3 separate regions of the Mus musculus genome follow, and all the other regions are linked to region 3. The links are chromatin contacts, found by POLR2A ChIA-PET in ENCODE. All regions are on one chromosome and are shown on one strand. Each heading gives the region's core, a stretch centred on a gene start or an enhancer-like site at or near the end of the contact. The rest is flanking DNA. Distances are from core to core; before and after follow the strand shown. Region 1 holds the start of Apba3 (amyloid beta (A4) precursor protein-binding, family A, member 3). Region 2 holds the start of Fzr1 (fizzy and cell division cycle 20 related 1). Region 3 holds the start of Cactin (cactin, spliceosome C complex subunit).

Evidence for each region. ChIA-PET counts read pairs that join two places held with the same protein, here RNA polymerase II (POLR2A).
Region 1: POLR2A ChIA-PET joins it to region 3 with 18 read pairs in Patski. The contact joins the promoter of Apba3 here to the promoter of Cactin in region 3. POLR2A ChIA-PET finds 5 or more read pairs at or near these places in 3 of 5 experiments (Patski and embryonic stem cell).
Region 2: POLR2A ChIA-PET joins it to region 3 with 26 read pairs in Patski. The contact joins the promoter of Fzr1 here to the promoter of Cactin in region 3. POLR2A ChIA-PET finds 5 or more read pairs at or near these places in 5 of 5 experiments (Patski and embryonic stem cell).

The regions. Positions count from the first base shown.
Region 1 is chr10:81,265,369-81,269,714 of GRCm38, forward strand. It overlaps Apba3 (amyloid beta (A4) precursor protein-binding, family A, member 3), which reads left to right and starts at 2,804. Exons shown (of 11, transcript NM_018758.2): 1 at 2,804-2,951; 2 at 3,411-4,093; 3 at 4,177-4,216. The coding sequence starts at 3,527. It overlaps Mrpl54 (mitochondrial ribosomal protein L54), which reads right to left and starts at 1,558. Exons shown (of 3, transcript NM_025317.2): 1 at 1,405-1,558; 2 at 283-439. The coding sequence starts at 1,522.
Region 2 is chr10:81,376,790-81,381,020 of GRCm38, forward strand. It overlaps Fzr1 (fizzy and cell division cycle 20 related 1), which reads right to left and starts at 1,581. Exons shown (of 14, transcript NM_019757.1): 1 at 1,481-1,581.
Region 3 is chr10:81,319,242-81,323,299 of GRCm38, forward strand. It overlaps Cactin (cactin, spliceosome C complex subunit), which reads left to right and starts at 1,862. Exons shown (of 9, transcript NM_027381.2): 1 at 1,862-2,205; 2 at 3,197-3,764; 3 at 3,880-4,025. The coding sequence starts at 1,970. It overlaps Pip5k1c (phosphatidylinositol-4-phosphate 5-kinase, type 1 gamma), which reads left to right. Exons shown (of 18, transcript NM_008844.3): 18 at 1-733.

The DNA of each region.
Region 1 (4,346 bases), core at 1,554-4,053, 53 kb before region 3:
GTAACTGGTTCCCAGCTTGCCCTGGGAAGGGGATACTTGTGCTGTTGACCAACCCTCTGGGTCCCTGGAACAAGGGTAGCTGGGGATCAGTCATAAATGTCAAGAAGCAGAGTCCTGCTGCCCCCTTCAGCCTTTGGGGACATATGGTCTTGTGTACTCACTGGCATCCAGAACCACCCATGACAAGGGTAGACGAGCACAGCAGGCCTCAGGGGGCTATCCTGGAGCCCCATGTTCCTGAAGGCTGGGTGTCAGGATTCCTATGCAGTGTGGTACACTCACCATGTGGGGTACTCGGAGTCTGCCTTCAGGGCCACATCCTGGCCTTCCTTGTAGATGTTGACCCCCATGGCATGTGTGGTGAGCTGAGTGGGGTCTGTGCACACCTCGGGGTCCTTCAGGGCCTCAGCGGCCACGCCGCCCTTGCCGCCCTTGCCAACTGCACAGTGAGAGAACGGGACACTTCAGCCTGCCCAGCTCTGCCCTCCTTCAACCCTCCTTTGTGTGGCCTCCAACAACCAACAGCCCCAGCTCTCTCCATGCATAACAGGGTCCCTTGTTATGGCACAGACCTGTCCCACTCCCGTGGGCCCTGAAGGCCCAGCCCATACTACACAACCCCTCTTCCATTCAGTGATGTTGACATGGTGGCACATGCCTGGCATCCCAGCATTCTGGAGCTGAGGCTGGGGAGTCATAAGACCCTGTCTCAAAAAAAAAAACAAAAAACCAATTCTGAGAAGAGAGAGATGGCTCGGTAACTCTAGGCCAACTTGGCAACATTTTTTTTTTTTTTTTTTGAAGACAGGGTATGTCATGATGTAGCTCTCCTGGAACAACACAAAAAAGTAAACACTAAAAATATTTTTGAGATGGGGTCTTCCTGGCAGGCCTGGAACTCACAGAGATCACTCTGCTTCTCTGCTGGGATTAAAGGTATCACGTTCGCCTCAAAGCGTAATTTTTAAATAATTTTAAATAATGATTATCACGGGTGTGTACACTGTCACAGTGCTTGTGGGATTGGTCATCTCCTTCCCTGCTTATGTGGGTCCTGGGGATCAAACTCAAGGCTTTCCAGGCAAGCACCTTGCACAATGAACCAACCTGCCCACCCACATTACTTTTTAAATTAAAATAATGACAATAACTTAGTTGATGTTGGTTATGTTTGGTGATTTACTCAAAGTTGAAGCGTGACACCCAGCCTGGTCCCGCCCTGTCCCACAAGGGCCGCGCCTGCGCACTGAGCGTAGAGGCTAGCGGCGCACCCGCAGGCCTCACTACGCTAGCACGCACCGTTTGGCCTCCGTAACGCTGCGCCTGCGCAGTCAATCCTCAGAACCCCACCTCCCCAGCAGCGCTCCGGCCGTACCCACTTTGGTTCCTTCGGAGCCAACTCACCTGGCTTTTTAGCATATTCCCGGATAGAGAATCCTCCAGGTCTTCTGAGGACCGGGAGCGCCCGGGGATGCCAGCGGGCCCACACCCGGGAAGCCCGGAGGAGATGGGCGGCCGCCATGACGCTGGCCGGCCGCTCGCACGTGCAGACTTCCGTGTTACGTCAGCCCTCCAGATCGGCTTTGGAGGTGTTGGAGGCGCCGCGGCCTTCTGGGAAATGTAGTCTTTAAAAAAAAATTTGCCCGACTAACGACTAATTTTAACTTCTGTAGCTATCGACCGTTCAAAGAATATTTCATTAAATTCTTGCCCCCAGTTCAAATGGTGATGGCACACCTTTAATCCCAGTACTCTGGAGATACAGGTAGGAGGATCTCTGAATTCAAGGTTAACCTTGGCTACTGCTTGAGTTCCAGGACAACCAAGGCTACACAAAGAAACCCTGCCTCAGACGATGATGACGACAACAACAACAAGTATTTAGATCTTTATTTACTTTAAATGTCACAGCAAAATCATGCTTATATCCCTTGTGGAATTTTTGAAAGCTTAAAAGTTAGGACAGTCAGTTGTGATGTGGAGGTGGAGGCAAGAGAATCAGGAGTTTGGGTCGATCTGTCCTACACAGCAAGTTTGAGGTCAGCCTTGGCTATATGAGATCTTGGCTTAAACATATGGGTAGCTGAGAATGATGGGAGTGATGAACCCCAGCTTAATCCCCACACTTGGGAGGCAGAGGTAGGTAGATGCCTGTGAGTTCCTGGCCAGCCTACTCTACATAGTGATACGTATGTGTTCTATTCACTAATAGAAAAAAGTGGGGTTTGGTGATTGGGGCTTCGTAGCAGAAATGGAGGCTGGATGCACACAGGAAGCTGAGGCAGGAGGATCAGGAGTTTGAAGCCAGCCTAGGCTACATGAGACTCTCAAGAATAAATAGACTAGTACTAGAATCTTCTAGACTCATTGCTAACAAACCTAACCAGGTGAACTCTTTTTAGATCACACAGTTAAGTTTAGGAATTATCATTGTCCCTAATCTATATGTAGGACCGTGATGCAAATTCCAGTGTCAACTCAAGTCTAGATTGTACCGTTATAGATCCTTACTGGGATACAAAGTGGAAGTCCGTCCTCAATAACTTCCATTCCCACTTTTCCTTTGCACTCCAAATTTTCAAGTCATGGCTCTCTTTACCATCCCTGGTTTCTGCCCATGTCCTACCTCAGCCGTTACACTCTGAAGTGATGCAGAACCCGATTTTAGAAAAGAAAAGCCAGTTTGAGCCTCGCCTCCGTTCTTGTAGTCTCGGGATTCGAACCTGAGCTCTACTATCTATACTGCAACACTGGCGAGTCCCCGGAAGGAGAGAGAGCGGACTCGAGGACTACATTTCCCAGCAGGCCGTTTGAGAGTGTGTATGCGCAATAGTCCTGGATGGTGCAGTGACCGATGATCCGGTTCCAAAGCTGGGATCCCAGAGAGCTGCTGACTCTTCTGGAAGGACGGGCGGACCGTCCGGACAATCCTGCCCGGGCCGGAGACACAGGTACTGCGGGCCGTGCGGGACTGGACAGGCTCCCGTGGGTGACCCAAGGGCAGTGTCTGAGTTCTGAGACTGAAATCTGAGTTCTGGGGACGGAGCCTGAGTTTCAAGGGTCAGAGCCTGAGTTCTAGGGGCTAGAGGCTGAGTTCTCAGGACCAGTGCCTGAATTCTGGGGCAACAGCCTGAGTTCCACGACCTAAAGCCTGAGTTTTGGGGCTGGAGCCTGAGTTCTAGGGTCCGGAGCCTGGGTTTTTGAGACCAGAGCCTGAGTTCTAGAGACAGAAGCCTGAGTTCCCGGGGGCAGTGCTTGAGTTCCCAGGGGCAATGCCTGAGTTCCATAGCCGCAGCCTCAGTTCTAGTGTCTGTTGCTTGAGTTCTGAGGTCTGGAGCCTGAGATCTGGGGCAGGCACCTGAGTTCTTTGCTGGCTTCTGTGTAAAATGGGGTCCTTTCCTCCTGGGCAGGCCCCATGGGGATGGAATCTGTCACCTGTAGGACCATGGCTTGCCTACGAGATCCACACTCAGAGCCCTCATCTTCCAGCTTGGTGACAATGCCGGCCTGAACCTGGGTCTCAGACATGGAGTTCCTGCCAGGACCCCAGCATCCCCCAGGGCCCCCAACCATGGACTTGGAGGAGCCCAAAGGCCCCGAGGTGCCCTCTGAGAACCACCCCTCTAACACCCAGTCGGCCTTAGGGCCTGGAGGCCCTGTCACCCTGAGTGAGATGGAGCTGGACACATCCAGTGTGCAGGAGCTGGTTCAGCAGCTAGAAGCTCTACCCAGCGACCTGGGTGGCCCATTCCCAGATGGAGCCCCCTGTCCCCTGCACATTGCTACCGGCCAAGGACTTGCCACCCAGGAGAACCCAGATGCTGGTGGGCTCTTGTCGGCCGAGGCAGGCGGGGACGACCTTCTGGGTCTGCTGAGGGATGAGGCCTCTTCGCCTGCCCAATCTGTCCCCCAAGATCCTGCACAGACTGCACCCCGCCTTCTGCAGCCGCCAGAGGACCCTGATGGGGACCCGGGATGGATGGAAGGGGCATCAGCAGAGCCAGCAGACAGCAGGAGCTCCAGCAGTTCCCCGGAGCCCTGGCTGGAGACAGCACCCCTGGTGACACAGCAGGAACCACCTGTGGGTACCCAGGTAATAGTGCTCGCCTCTCTGACCTCTGACTTCTGACCCTCAGCCATGACTGGGGACTCAGCCCTGCACCTCTTATCTTCCAGAGCCGGGAGACCCTGGCCTCGTGCCCTGCCGTCACCGAGGGTGAGTGTCCATTTTTACACAGAAATCAGAATGTCCTAGAACAGCCCAAAAATGGGCTCTCAAGTAATGACACAAAGTTTGCCAGTGATGATCAAGGTCTAGAGAGGACTGAATGAGAGCAGATCTTAGA
Region 2 (4,231 bases), core at 331-2,830, 57 kb after region 3:
TCATGCCCAGAACCAGGAAATAAACCACACCAAGACTCCTCCAGTGCACACTTAGCTCCTGACCCTCTATCCGAAGGAAGCAAAGAGACCCTTGAACCACAAAACATGGGCTAAACTCCTCAAGTACCAAATCCACACTTGAGAACTCCATTAATCTTTACAACACATGCCATCCCAGCCCCATGAGAGCTAGAGCCACCAACTCCCTTTCTTTCTAAGCCCTGATCCCGAGAGCCAGAGGTGGTGTCTGTTCTGGGTGAATCTTCACTGGGGAATCACCCTCATTCAAACAGCAGGAAGGAGCTAGGACTGGGACTCAGCAGCCAGAGGAATGAGGTCATCTCTCAGACAGGACGGGTAGGGGGCGTGCTTCCCACCAGGTGTTCTCAACAAGGAGTGCATCCCACCAGGTGCTCTCAATTAGCAGAGAATTTAGGGGAGCGGGGTAGGAAGGTAATGCCTATACAGAGGTTGGTGTCAGGCTTACAGCTGGAGACAAGTGAAGTTGGTGGGGTGATTTAAGGGCTTTGTAGGGGACAATGGCTTTGGATCAGGGATAGAGGATGGAAGGACCTGGACTTGCATTTGAAGACACAGAGTGGAGGTTCAGATCTGAGAGGGTACGTGGTGGATTTGGGGACACAGAATGTCTGTGGTTTCTGGCCATGTCTCCCCTGAGATGAGACACCTGGTTGTTGGCTGAACCACTGGGTGTTTACGGCAAATTTAGTTCACAATCCTTCCCACCTGGGGAATGCCAGATTTGAGACTCCTGGACTCTGGAGGTTGACTCAGATCCCAGTTTGGATGTAGGGAGCATCTGAGGCAGGGGGATTTACATTTGGAAGTCAACAGGGTGCAGATGAATGGTTTGCAGTTGAGTCTTGAGTGATCAGCATGAGACAGAATGCTCTAAATTTAAGGGAACATAGCTCAAAAGAATACAGAGTGTTGGTGACAGGGCGAGGTCATTGGGGACAGACCGTCTGAGATCTGACTCAGGACCTCACCTGAATTGGGTGGTTTTGGTGGAAGTAGTAAAGGGTGACCTGAATTTGGGGGCGCAAGGAGCCTGACCTAGGGTTCTGAGCTGCAACATGTGGAATGCCTGGATTTGGACATTAGCCGTGCTCTGAACAAGGCTCTGGGCGATGATTGCTGTGATGGACAGAGCGAGGTCAAGGCGAGGTTGCCGGGTGAGGGGACTCAGGGTTGGGGTGACTCAGGGCCTCATCTGGGAAGCTGGTTTGCATTCTGGGGTTCGGGGGAACAAGACGGGTGGTGCCCTGGATTCGAGGGGAGCAACTATCAGAGCAGAGCTCTGGGGATGGAGGACTCTGACAGACTCAGAGAGCTGGCGGGGTCGGGGCCGGTACTGGAGGTCGCTGGGATGTGGGGTTCAGGATCAGGCCGCACTGGAGCCCCAGAGAAGGAAGGGGTCGGCTGGGGGGGCGGGTCCCCGAGTCACCCGTGTCCTCACCTGCCTCGCTCCGGTCGCCAGCCGGCACCCGCCGGTTCCCGCCGGTCCCAGGAACACGCCGCGCCTGTTCGAGGCCCCGCCGTTGCGACAGGCCCCGCCGCCGCTGCTCACGGGAATCCCCCGGCCTCCGCGGTAGCTAATATGGCGGAACTCAGTGGCAACCCGACTCCCTCCCCCAATCTGTCCCGCAGGCCGCGCGCGCGCCCGCGACCGGCCCCGCCGCCCAGCGCATCACCGCGCCTAGGCCACGCCCCCTAGGTCCTCCCCCCCAACGCCGCCAAGGTTTTCCGTGGGCAAGCCACGCCCTCAGCCACGCTCACGGCCCACACGCACGGATCTCTCCGCCAACCCCCTGTGGCCTGTGCTGAAGCCACGCCCCTCGAGTTACCAACGCCTCTCCTAGGCCACGCCCCCACACCGCCTCTTTCCCTGTCCCTTGCGGGCACGCCCCCTAGACACTCCCACTCTGTGCCGTGCTCGCGTCCACCCCAAACAGCTGCGCCTGCGCGCCCCAGCGCGGAGCAGCTCGGGAGTATGGGACGTCCTTCAGGATTTAAATCAATACAGGAAGCGAGACGGCACTTGTTGCCCGGGGCAACCGTGTTGGGATGAGCAGTCGGGGAAGACCACGGCTGAATGGGGGGGGGGGACGACTAGAACAGGAGTAACTAGGCGCGGAGGAAGGCGTGGCTCCTGTTTGTGGAAGAAGTGGGGCGCTTCCCCCTGAAGCTATGATTCACTCAACAGTTAAGTGACTACCCCACGGATGGCGCTCGGCGCGCGGACGCTGCTGGTTACTCACTGTGCGTTTATTGTTTTCAATTTTCGAGCTACCTTTTTCTCTCTAGCCAGGCTAGCCTCGAGCTGGAAGCAATTCTCCAGCCTCAACTTCTGCATTGTTAGAACGACTGTTAGACACCTGCCCCCCCAAAATATTTATCGTGTCCCTGAGTACTCACTCCCAGAAGCCCCAAGTGATGACAGCTGGAAATAAACCTCAAGAGGGTCCAGGTTCAAAACCATACATGTTGGGCCCATCACAATGGCTCAAAAGGTAGGGTGATTGCAGCTAAGCCAGCTGGAGCCCACCTTATACCCAGGATCACTTGGTAGAGGGCGAGAACCAACTCCTGCAAGGTGTAACTCTGACCATCCCATGGGCACACCTGTGCCAGCCCCTGGGTAAATGACACTAAACAAATTAAGAACACAGACTGTTCTTCCAAGAGGTCCTGAGTTCAATTCCCACATGGTGGCTCACAACCATCTGTAATGGGATCCGATGTCCTCTTCTGGTGTGTCTGAAGATAGCGACAGTGTACTTACATAAAACACGTAAATAAATCTTAAAAAACAAAACAAAACACCAAAAAAAAAAAAAAACCCAAATAGGGTTGGGTTTTGTTGTGTTGTTTGGCCTTCTGTTTGGTTTTTCGAGTTAGGGTCTCTTAGTGTAGCCCTGGCTGTCCTGGAACTTGCTGTGCAGACCAGGCTGGCATCAAACTCAGAGATCTGTCTGCCTTTACCTCCCAAGAGCTGGGATCAAAAGCATGCACCATCAATTACAGGCACAAGTAGAACTATTTAAAAAATTAAATGCACATAGGGCAAAGGATGAGCCTCGGGCTGAGTGAGCTCAGTGGACATAGTGGGAAGGGGTTGTGCAAAGGACTTCTGGTGTTCAACACATGCTGCTATCTCAGTCTCAGATTCCCGTTGGTGGTTGAGCACTCTTCCTGTGGGGTCTACTCAGATCCAACGTAATGCCAAAACAAATTATACTACAAGGCTTTGGGGGGAGTTGGGCCGTTCTCCTTACCTGGCAGATTGTGATAGCCATAGCCAGAGCAAGAGAGGGGCTGGCAGCTGTTCAGAAATGGAACAGCCAAGACTCAAGACCAGGCCTCTGCAAGTGGAGCCACCCACTCAGAACCTCCTACAGCAACATGGATGCCCCTTTAGTCACAATCTAGTGCCCACCCTCTGGAGAAGGGACAAGCCCCATGGCCGAAGTGGGACATAACACAGCCATGAAAAAGGCCAGGGATCTAATGGGTTATAAAGCAGAGGGACCCGGAAGGACATGGCTCAGTGAGAGGGCCAGACACAAAGTGCCACGCCCACCTTGTGGACTCTGACAGGAAATGTCCAGAGATGGGAAGAAGATTCCTGGGTGCCAGTGGCTGGAGGAGGTTCAGGTGAGAAGTTAGGACATTCAGGGAGACCCTGGCTCAGAATAAATAATGAAGGAGCTGGTGAAGGTGCTTTCTGCCAAGCCTGAAATGTTGAAGTTTGATCCCCAGGTCCACGTGGAGGAAGGAGAGAGTGGGTGCCTTTTCAGGTGGCCTCCACAGCAGCACGGTGGTGTGCACACACACGAGTACACACAAGAAATAAACATTCACAGATTTCAAATAATACACCTGGAAATACTGCAGTAAATATTAAATACAACTGGAGATATAGCTCCATAGGAGTGTTTGCCTAACACCAGTGAGGATTATGCTTAGCACCCACCAAAAAATAAATTACAATACACTTTAAGGCCAGGTCTGGACCCTTACCTGGCACATACCACCCTCTACAGCATTAGCTCCACACAAACCAGGCAAGGTGGAGCTCACCCTGAGGCATGGAGTCAGGAGGATCAGGAGCTCCACATGGGCTGGGAGTAATGGCATTGGCTCTTGCAGAGGACCTGGGTTCAACTCACAGCAGCCTGTGGCGACTCACAACCAACCATAACTCCAG
Region 3 (4,058 bases), core at 612-3,111:
GTAAGCCCTGAGTTCCATCCCAGCACCGCAGAAACCAGATGGGGTGGCACACAGCTGCCGTCCCTGACTTGGGAAGTAGAGGCAGAAAGCAGGCATGCAAGGTCATCCTTGGCTGTAACCAGTTGGAGGCCAGCCTGGGCTACATGAGACCCTCTCAAAAGAGAATCTGTAAATATCTTTGTGACTCCCCATCGTGTCCCCATCCTGTTCTCTCCAACGGCCACTATTGCCCCACCGTGGACGGTGTGTGAACTGTACTGTAAGGCCTGGGGGCTCCTCCAAGGCTGAAGAGGTGCCCTCTCCGGCCCACTTCTGTTCTCCTCAAGCCATCCCAGCAAGTCCCCTGTCCAGCCCCACATCAACCTCAGTGCAATATGCCCTCCCCGTGGGGTCCCTTGGCACGGTACTGTCTGCAGCCCCTTGTCTCTCACCCCTAGCTCCACTCTCCGGTGGTTAAAAATCGCATCGCACATCCTCCCCCCAATCCTGTTTTTATTGTTGAATCCATTCTGTAAACTACAAACCTCGTGTGTCTTACTCATCAGGACTTGGGATCCCTCGTCCTCAGCCTATGTGGTCTGGTGTTTGACAATCCAAGCACAGTGTCCTCTTGGCACCAACCAGAGGGGCCTGTCCCTCCAGCGCAGCCGGCAAATGTATGCAGTCCAGGTCCCCGCCCCACCTGTCACAGCCCCTCTTTTTGAGATCTGTAATAAATCTCTAATAAGAAACAGCTCCTCTCCGGTGACTTATGCGTGCGTGCGATGGGAGAGCAGGCGAAGGGTGGGCACCACGTGTTTTGTCTCCCCCGCTCTAAACCCTCCCTGGATCCCACATGATGAATCCCAATTCGCAGATGACTTCCTTTCTCCAAGCCTAAACTTCCCTATCCATAGATTAGCCACAAGTTGAGCGCAGTACGCAAGCTGGCGGGCGTAGTAGTACTCAGACTCGTCCTGGAGTCAGCCAGAGACTGTCTGTTCATGTCCTGTTGTTTTATTAGCTCGGAACCGGTTGCTACAAGGCTACCCTAGAAACCGAGGACTCCCGCGAGCGCTTGGGTCTCCGGGTTTCAATTTTTAGAAGTACACCGGGCCCTGCAGGTTTAAGTTCCGCCCACTCTAGCCACGCCCCTTTGACGTCCTTTTCCAAGCCCAGCAAGACCCCTAAGCGCAGTTTCTGGGTTCATTGGCCCCGCCCTCAGATCCAATGTGTCCATCTCGCCCCCAAGGTCCCGCCCACCGCCGCTCTACTTCCTCCCACTCCTCAGTCGGCCACTCTCGACTACATATCCTGCCCGTACCCATTCACAGTTCGTAGTTACAGATGTCAATCTTGCCTCAATCAGCCCCTCTTCCACCCTCTCAAATCCTGATATGCACTCCTCCGCCCATTGGTCTACGCCTGTCAATCTAGTTTACCAGACCCCGCCCACCCCGGCTCCCGTAACCGCCATTCTTGCGTTCCTTCTCAGGCCACGCCCAGCGCAGGTCCCCGGCCGGGTCTCCCGATCTACAGTTGTCGATCTCCGTAAGCCCCGCCTAACCCAGCCCTATTCTTTCCCCATAAGCTCCTCTACTAGGCTCCGCCCCTAGGGCACTGCCCATGCAAGTGCAGGCTCCGCCCACTAGGCGCCTCTTCCGCCCTGGAACAACCGCCTCGTAGCTCCGCCTCCCTAAGCACGCTACTCGCCGGTCACCTAGGGCGCGAGGGAGGGCCCACCTAGGTCAGTCTCCTTCACTGCATGAATGGAGCGTCAATCCGCTAGTTCTAACGGCGTCCCGTTAGGAATCTACTATGTGTTCCCAGCTTGAGAACTCCGGAGAAATCTCGGGTTATGTTGTCCCTGGAGTCCCGGTTAGAGGGAGTAAGTCATTCCCTGTGATCAGGCGCACTTTGGACAGTCCTTAGAGCGCCGCGCCAAAGGAAAGCCCCCGGCGCCAAGCTTCCTGGTTGTTTACGCGCGCGCATGCGCGGCGCGGGCCGCCAAATGGGTCGGGACTCTCGCTCGCGCTCACGGTCTGTGGGTCGCAGGGGTCGGAAGCAGCGGAGTCGAAGCCGGGGCCGGAGCCGCAGCCGGAGTCGGAGTCGGAGTCGGAGTCGGAGTCGGAGCCGGAGCCGGAGCCGGAGCCATGGGCGGAGCAGCCGAAGGCGACGGGAACACGAGCGGCGGCGCGAACGCAAGCGGCGCAGCCGAGGGCGCAGGTGAGCGTCCTGGGGGCTGCTCGGGCCTGGGAGCCGAGGGACAGGCGGGGCAGTATCCGAGATGCCGGGCTGCGCCGGGGCAAAGGAGACTTCCGGGGACCGCGGGCCATGAGCATAGGGGACCGAATGACTCCACTCGCCACCTCTGCATTCATAGACATTGTCTTGTCCCGGGCTGGCCTCCTGCGTCAGCCTCTGGAATGCTCGGGATTACAAGCCATTGCCTCACAGTTAAGGTTTTTTGCATTTCCTCATAGTTAATTCTGCTCAGTTGACAGCCCTTCTTCTCAACTGGCAGTACTTCTAACAAGTTGACCAAAGCCTAATCAGGACACCGTTCATACAGCACTGGAGATACAAGCCCGAACAGCCACATCTATCTTTTACTGTGGGTACTGGGGATTCGAACTCATGTCCTCAAAATACTACCTGGTGGTATTCCTCTTTCGTGGTTCCTGGGCTGTCAGAGAGTCCATCTATTGGGCCTCTCGTCTGTCATTTCTCATCCCTTCTACCTGTCATCTCAGCAGGACTTGACGGCACTGTACACACCAGTAACCCCAACACTTAGGAGACAGATAAGAACCAGCCTGGCTGTAGAGGGAGTTCCCACCTGATAGCATTGTAGATGTCATATTTAAAATAAAACAAGCACTCAGAAAGCAGAGACAGGAGGGTCTCTGAGTTCCAGGACAGCCAGGGCTACACAGAGAAGCCAGCCCTGTCTCGAAAAAAATCAAAAATTAAAAGAAAATAAAAACTACATAAAAAAGAACTACTCCCTCACTTTTAACCTTCATTTCTCTTGCTGTATTGTCTGTTATGGCCCTGGGACTTGTGTAGCTCTACTATGAAGGACAGCCTAGCTCATGTGGGGAGCAATGTGATTTACAGGCCGGTGAGGCTAGAATTCTAGGCAAGTACCTCAGCACCTAGGATGGTGCCCAGCAGCAGCCAGCATTGAACAGGTCTTGATGTGTCCTTCCCACAGGTCAGATTCGGAAGGAGAGCAGCGGCAGAAGTCTAGGAGGCGAAGCCAGAGCCTTCGACCACCCCGATGGCACTCACAGAACCAGTCCTCATGCTCTGACTCGGGTGAGGAGCGGGCTCAGGGCTCCTGGGCCCGTAAGGGTCACAGGCGCTCGTGGTCCCCGGGGTCATCAGCGTCTAGCTTGGACTCCCCAAGACGCTCCCGGAGTCCCGGGACAGCTACCCTGGCCCTGAGCCAGCAGCAGAGCCTGCAGGAACGGCTGCGGCTTCGTGAGGAGCGGAAGCAGCAAGAAGAGCTGCTCAAGGCCTTCGAGACGCCTGAGGAGAAGCGTGCGCGGCGACTGGCCAAGAAGGAAGCTAAGGAACGCAAGAAGCGGGAGAAGATGGGCTGGGGTGAGGAGTACATGGGCTACACCAACACCGACAACCCCTTTGGAGACAACAACCTGCTCGGCACCTTCATCTGGAACAAGGCCTTGGAGAAGAAGGGCATCAGCCACCTGGAGGAGAAGGAGCTGAAGGAGCGCAACAAGAGGATCCAGGAAGACAACCGTCTGGAGCTGCAAAAGGTAGGCCGGCCTCGCACGCACGCACACTTGCATGGGAGCTCACATCCTCTTCTGGAGGCTGGATGTGCCTGGACACACGCCTCTCACCATGGTGGCTCCCTGTGTTGCTGTCCAGGTCAAACAGCTGCGGCTAGAGCGGGAACGGGAGAAAGCCATGAGGGAGCAGGAGCTGGAGTTGCTGCAGCGGGAGAAGGAGGCAGAACACTTTAAGACGTGGGAGGAGCAAGAGGACAGCTTCCACTTGCGGCAGGCCAAGCTTCGGTGCGCTCCTCCCTGGCCTTCTATTGGAAACTA